Regions from separate parts of the Homo sapiens genome. Here region 1 is linked to region 2. Evidence: chromatin contacts called from ENCODE POLR2A ChIA-PET data. All regions are on one chromosome and are shown on one strand. The core of a region is the stretch at or near the end of the contact, and the rest is flanking DNA. Distances in the headings are between cores, read along the strand shown. Region 1 overlaps ANKRD11 (ankyrin repeat domain containing 11). Region 2 holds the start of ATP6V0C (ATPase H+ transporting V0 subunit c).

The links. ChIA-PET counts read pairs that join two places held with the same protein, here RNA polymerase II (POLR2A).
Region 1: POLR2A ChIA-PET joins it to region 2 with 10 read pairs in GM10248. The contact joins the enhancer-like site here to the promoter of ATP6V0C in region 2. POLR2A ChIA-PET finds 5 or more read pairs at or near these places in 2 of 52 experiments (GM10248 and naive thymus-derived CD4-positive, alpha-beta T cell).

The regions. Positions count from the first base shown.
Region 1 is chr16:89,448,783-89,452,235 of GRCh38, reverse strand. All of the region lies in intron 1 of ANKRD11 (ankyrin repeat domain containing 11), which reads left to right. LOC101927817 (a long non-coding RNA gene) reads right to left here. Exons shown (of 3, transcript NR_110932.1): 2 at 1,242-1,392. Among named protein-coding and RNA genes, the nearest start is that of ANKRD11, 40 kb to the left of the region's middle. RefSeq lists a silencer at 2,096-2,175. Within about 2 kb of position 2,140, at least 2 of the 41 ENCODE cell types and tissues checked have a DNase peak (open chromatin) inside an H3K27ac peak, as active enhancers do.
Region 2 is chr16:2,512,355-2,515,756 of GRCh38, reverse strand. ATP6V0C (ATPase H+ transporting V0 subunit c) reads right to left here and starts at 1,805. Exons shown (of 3, transcript NM_001694.4): 1 at 1,575-1,805. The coding sequence starts at 1,653. RefSeq lists silencers at 1,050-1,189, 1,610-2,089 and an enhancer at 2,995-3,289.

The sequences.
Region 1 (3,453 bases), core at 891-3,390, about 87 Mb before region 2:
CCCAGGCTGGAGTGCAGTGGTGTGATCTCGGCTTACTGCAACCTCCACCTCCCAGGTTCAAGCGATTCTCCTGCTGCAGCCTCCCGAGTAGCTGGGATTATAGGCGTGTGCCACCATGCCTGGTTAATTTTTGTATTTTAGTAGAGATGGGGTTTCACCGTGTTGTCCAGGCTGGTCTTGAACTCCTGAGGTCAGGTGATCCACCTGCCTCGGCCTCCCAAAGTTCTGGGATTATAGACGTGAGACACTGCACCCGGCGCAAATGAGCTATTTGATACCAGAGGTTAAATTTTGAACGTCTAGACACATGTTTTAAAGATTTTTTAGGATTTTATTTCAGCTTGTACCCTAAACTTTAGGTCTTAGATTACCAAAGTACAATTATACAGATAGTTGACTTTTCTTTTTCAGTTTTTAAGATTCACTGAAATACTTTTTCCGTCATAAATTGATGCATTGTAAGTATGCCGTTCAGTGATTTTTAGTTAAGTTTGCTTACTAAAAGTAATTTGTGAAATGGGCCAGGTGCGGTGGCTCTAGCCTGTAATCCCAGCACTTTGGGAGGCCGAGGCTTGCAGATCACCTGAGGTCAGGAGTTTGAGACCAGCCTGGCCAACACTGCGAAATTCTGTCTCTACTAAAAATACAAAAATTAACCAGTCTTGATGGCATGTGCCTTTAGTAATCTTAGCTACTTGGGAGGCTGAGGTGTGAGGATTGCTTGAAAACTCGGGAGGCGGAGTCTGCAGTGAGCTGAGATCACACAACTGCACTCCTGCCTGGGCCTCAGAGTGAGGCTTCGTCTCAAAAAAAAAAAAAAAAAAGTAATTTGTGAAATCATCACCATAATCCAATTTTAGAAAATTTTTGGCACTTCAGTAAGATCCCTCCTGTCAATTCACAGTTAATCTGTTCACACCCCAGGCAGCCACTAATCTACTATCTGTCTCCATTGATTTGTCTTTACAGATAATTAACTTTTAAAACAAAAACCCGAAACACCCTTAAAACTATTAGCACTTGACCCACTTGTTAGGCTAGTCTGTAGAGATGTAGTTAGAATTCTGACATAGGCCAGGCATTGGCAAACTTTTTCTACAGAGGACCAAGTGGTAAAGAACTTTGCCAGCCATAGGTTTCTCTGTTGAAACTACTTAACTTTGCCATTGAAGCAAAAGCATGGCTGTGTATGGCTGTGTTCCAATAAAACTAAAACTTTACAGAAACAGTGCTTTGCTCACCTCTGATCACCCCGATCACCTCTGATTTAGGCCATAACTCTTAGCTGGGTGGTGAGCCAGCTGGTCTTCCCATGGAAACCAGGATTGGGCCACGTGGTCATTTACATTTTCATTAGTCATTTTCATGGCTGATGGAAGGCATATTTAGTTTCTGTGTGATATTAAATTGAACAAAATAGAATTTAGAATGTCTTGACAGGCCAGGCATGGTGGCTCACGCCTGTAATCCCGCCAGTTTTGGAGGCTGGGGTAGGAGGATTGCTTGAGGCGAGGAGTTAGAGACCAGCCTGGACACCATAGTGAGACCCTGTCTCTCTCTGTAAAATAGAATGTTTTGAGAATTTGGAGAAAGTAGGAGTTTAGGAATGTATGCATAGCGAAAGAGAATTTGGGAATGATAATCACAAGAAAGGCTTAGAGCTTGGGATTGTCAGCCCTCTTCTGCAATCAGTACTAAAACAAAGCGGGTCTAGAAGTTAAAACGAACTTTATACTTGCAAGTATTTGTTGAGGGTCACAGGAAAGTCCTAACTCCTTGTACACCGTCGGAGGGAGGCACAAGTTTGTCTTGAGGGCCCATTAGGGTGTTGCTGTCACTGTAAAAGCTGTTCTTCCAGCCAGGTATACTTCGTTGTATTCTTACATTCTGTCTCTGAGTCTTATGTTTTTGTTTGCTTTTTTACAAAATGGGGGGTGAATGTCTTAGGTACTTGAATTTTAAGTGAGTAGAAAGAATTGATGGCATATTTTCAGACAGCATCTGGCTCCCCGGTCTGAGCCAGCTCCATGCACAGGTCTTGATTTGGGTATGGAGGTTAAGAGGAAGTCAGGGTCAGAGTCAGAATCATGTACTCTCATCACTCAGGTTCTTCCCTGCAGCTGGAGCAGAGTGTGACACATTCAGTAACACAATTGTTTGCAAATCCTGAAGTCACTGGGTCTCTGAGAAACTGAGGGGAAAGAATGCCTTTTCCTGTTGTGAGATAAAGTGCTCCCCAGTGCTTAGGCAGGGCTCCCCTTGCTTAGGAAGGGCTCCCTCAGGGTGCTCAGTGAAGCAGGAGCTGGGACCTGTAGCCAGGACTGCATTCTTCAGTGTGGCTCTGCCTGTCTATGACTTTGATCATGTCACCTGCTTTCTGTTGCCAGTATGTGAGCACCTTACCTAGCTCACCAGGTTGGTATGCACACTTTTCTTTTTTTTGAGATGGAGTTTCGCTTTTGTTGCCCAGGCTGGAGTGCAGTGACACAATCTCGGCTCACTGCAACCTCCACCTCCCAGGTTCAAGTGATTCTCCTGCCTCAGCCTCCCGAGTAGCTGGGATTACAGGCATGTACCACCACGCCCTGGTAATTTTGTATTTTTAGTAGAGACGGGGTTTCTCCATGTTGGTCAGGCTGGTCTCGAACTCTCGACCTCAGGTGATCTGCCTGCCTCGGCCTCCCAAAGTGCTCGGATTACAGGCATGAGCCACCACGCCCGGCCTGCACACCCCCTTTCTAAGTATAGAAGAATGTGGAAGGGGTGTGTGGGTATAATTTAAAAAAAAAATAACGCATTTCCAGAGATCCTGGTTTAAATTTGCCCCATGATAGCTGCCTTCTCTCTCCATGTCTGTGTTTCTTTTTTTCTGAGACAGGGTCTCATTCTGTCACCCAGGATGGAATGCAGTGGTGGGATCACGGCTCACTGTAGCCTCGACCACCCCACCTCGAGTGATCCTCCCACCTCAGCCTCCAAGTAGTTGGGACTACAGGCATGCACCAACATTCCTCATGCCTGCAAATTTTTCTTTTTTTTTTTTTTTTTGTAGAGACTGGGTTTCACTGTGTTGGTTAGGCAGGTCTTAAATTCCTGGGCTCAAGCAATCCTCCGGCCTCAGCCTCCCAACATGCTGGGATTACAGGTGTGAGCCACCACACCTGGCCCATTTCCATTTCTGTGTTTCTATTCTTGCATTTTCTTTTTCATGTGTGATTTGAAGTAGCAAAGAATAAAAGAAGCTGCTTTATGATGGTTGATGGCTGCTACCAAGAACTAAATACAATGGTGATATGGGCAAGTAAAACATGAACAGATGCCAGGTCCGGGGCACTGCTTTGCTTGTGCTCATGGAGTGAGCCAGAGGTGGGTGGGGATAGAAAGAGCTCTCCTGCCCTGCCCGCATGCCGGGACTCACGTGCGCTCCGGTGGACGGGGCGGTGCTGGTGAGGG
Region 2 (3,402 bases), core at 556-3,055:
GATTGTTTGGATGAATGAGTGACAGCCACAAGCTAATACCCCACAGGTGGCCAGGCAAAATGGAATCTCTGAAGGCATTCTGAGGGCAAAGAACAGAGGAGGCTGGGGGGAAGGGCTCGGCAGCCTGTTGGGAGAAGCCTTGAGTCTGTGGAAAGAGCAGGCGGTGCCTAGGGGGAAGGAGAAGTCTAGACCACTTCTTCCACCACAAATGACCCCTTACTTGCACACGACGGGAAGGCCAGGGCTCACTCACGAATGGCAGACAGGCCCAGGCAGAAGGAGGCCCGCAAGAGAACAGAGAGCTCCAAGCCCCCACCCCACAGGTGTTTACAGTCAGCAGAGACTGTTTGGAGTTCAAACCCTCCACATATCTGCACTAGGAGCCTCCCCAGGCCACCAGGCAGGGTGGGGCAGGGCACGGTCATCAAAGCTAAAACCAGACCTAACCACGGAGGCGGAAATCAGACCAGGCCAGGCCAGTCCACGGAGGCTGAGACTGGGCCAGAACTTAACTCGTCGGACCCACATTCCTGGGCCTAGCCCTAGCCCAAGTGCCATTCTCCCAGGGAGACCAATTGTCACTAAATTGGACGCCCAGGACCTGTCAAGGCCCAATTTCAAAAGCAGGGTGCCACCAAGAACCCTAGAAGGCCCCTTCTCCAAGCCCAGGGAAGCCCCTCCCAACTTCAGGCCTCAGGGAGGGAAAGGAAGGTCATTCATTCACCCCTCCATTCATTAGGACCACAACTGGAAGCCTCAGTCCTGAGGGCAACGACTGGATCCCATAAACTCGGACACCCATGCCACCCTCTCACCCACCTCAGAGCACAGACCCTCTGCAAGCTACACAGCCCCGCCAGCGCCGATGCTGCTGTCTCCCCGCTCCCTCCACTTCCACACACTCCCACCCGGGTCTCCGCGGGCTCTCCGAACCAAGCCCTCAGCCCAGCTTTCCCAAACAGCCCACACAGCGACACGGGTATTGGGCAACTGTAACCAGCTCCAACCGGAAGTACCTGCCTGTGGGTGAGACCCACCTGACCCTCGGGGCCGGCCGCCATAAGGGCGAGGGCTGAGGACCTCCCGTGGGGGACATGGGCTCCCCACCAGCCGGAAAGCTCCAGCGACCGGCTGGGCGTTCCTGGGCCGGACCCGCGCCGCCGCCCGCGCACTGGGGCCTTCGAGGTGTGATGTCACCTGCCCGCAGAATCGGCCCCCCTCGCGCCGCCCCCCTCGCGCCCCCACCCCAGCCTCCCTCTCGCCGCTCCCGGGGCTAATATGGCAGCGGCGCCGCCGCCCCACCCCCGCAACCGCACGACCCGGCTGGCAGGGCCGCCGGCCCGGACCCCCGAGACTCACACCCCGGCCAGGCCCGCACGCCCTGCGCCCCGGACCCCCGGCGGCTCCCCGCAGCCCTCGGGGCGCCGACCCCCGCCCGCTGTCACACGAGGCCCGGGCGCCCCCGACAGCTCGGGATTACGTCAGAGTGACGTCACACACCGGACCCCGGCGAGCTGCGGGCATGAGCAACGCGCGCGCCCCCGCCCCCGAGTCCCTCCCGCCGCCGCGCTCACCGCTGAAGACCATGGCGGCCGAGGCGCCCATGACGGCGAAAAACGAAGCATACTCGGGGCCGCTCTTGGACTCGGACATGTCTGCGGGTGGGGAGGGGGCAAGCTCTGCGGGCCGAGGCGGTGGCGGAGGCGGGGGCGAGGACGGGCCGGGCACGAAGGTTTGCGGGCGGGCGGCGGCGAAGGCGATCCGGCCCGTCAGCCGCTGCGCTCTAAATACCAGCACCGCAGAACAAAATGGCGGCCGCGGCCGCGTCACATGACCTGGGCCCCGCCCCTGCGAGCCGTACCACTTCGCACCGTGGGGGAGACGCGTCCCCGGGACGCCCGGCCGGCCCGTTGACCTCCCCCGGGCTGTGCCGCCCGCCCAGCGACCCGGCCCCGGCGCCCGGCCCCGCCCTGCCTCGGCCTCCGCGGGTGTTTCCGGGCGCCGCCGGCCTCTGGATCTCCGCAGCGTTGGACCGGTCTCGCGCCGGGGCGGGGCGGTGTGGTGTGTGCTTCATTAGCATACGGGGCGGGGCCTCGGACGCCCCGCCTCCTCTGCGGCTGCGCGTCGTCTGCAGGTGTTGGGTTCCCGGCGACGCTTTTCTTTGTACCCCTGGCGTGAAGCTGCAGGCCGTGGTTTCGCGGCCTTGCCCCCAAGACGGGGCCTCACCCCTCCGGGCGCTGGTCTTCCAGGATCTCCCTACCAATCCTGGGCGAGCTAAGGGTCCCAGCAGATGTGCGGCGCGCGGGCCTCCTCTGCCACAGCGTCCGGAAAAGCCCCCAGCCCACACCTGTGAAGTCCCAGCCCGTGGCTGCGGTCACCTCCCTCCACCCTGTCCCCAGTCTCCTCCAGACCCAGACCTACTGCCTCTGACCCAGCAGTTGGTGACTTCACCTCTCGCTTCGGAGAAAAAGGACCCCCTCCCCGCACCTGTCTCTGCCTTTGCATCAGGGACCCAAACATTAGTGGGGTGTGTCTCTGCCCCTCAAGATGTAGGCATGACTGGTGGAAGCCCTGTCGGAACTGCGACCTCTGGAGGCCCCCCGGGCTCTGCACGTTCTGGCGTCCTGGTCCTCCCACCTGTCCTTGCAGCCACCCACTCACGCAAAGCCTGCACCTTCAGGGCCATCTTTCTGTCTTTCTGGAGCAGTTGGAGCGGTTCCCGCAGCCGTGAAAGCAGCCCAGCCAGGGCTGGCGCTGCCCTACTGATCCTGTGTGGCAGTCCCTGGCACCCCCTCTGCCTGATCTCCATTCCCCCTTTCAGGGGCCCTGGGCAGCTGCCACCAGGCCTGAGTGTCCTTTGAGCTCTAAGGCCTCATCCTGGGTTAGAGCTCTCCCTGAGTAGCCTGGATGCTGGCTCATCACCTTCTCTATGTAGGCAATGGGGTCATGGCCCCTGGTCTGGCCCTCCTGCTGGACTCAGCCCCACCTTCCCCAGCAGGAGCCTCCCTCAAGCCCCTTCCCCAGGCTAGCCTGGGTCTGCCACTCTTGGAACTTGCAGCCCGTGAAAGTCCCTAAGTCTGTCCTGGTTCAAAGGAGAGGAGGCAACAGATACGGCCAGAGGCCCTTTCTGCTCCTCCCTCTTTCTTGCCCGGCCCTTGTTTCTGAGAAGACGAATCTTCACTCTGTCTCCACCTCCTCACCTGCCCTTCCCTCTCCAGCTCCTTGCCCTTGCCAAGGTCACTGGTGACCGCCATTTCTCTAAGCAGAAGGACATCTGTCAGGCTGTCCAAGTGGACCTCTGTGCTGCGTGGCCTGCCACCCTCTCCACACACTCTCCTCTCTCCTGCGGACTTCCTAAATCTCAGACGCCCTCATTCTTCCTGGAGTCACAAGGCCCTGTAG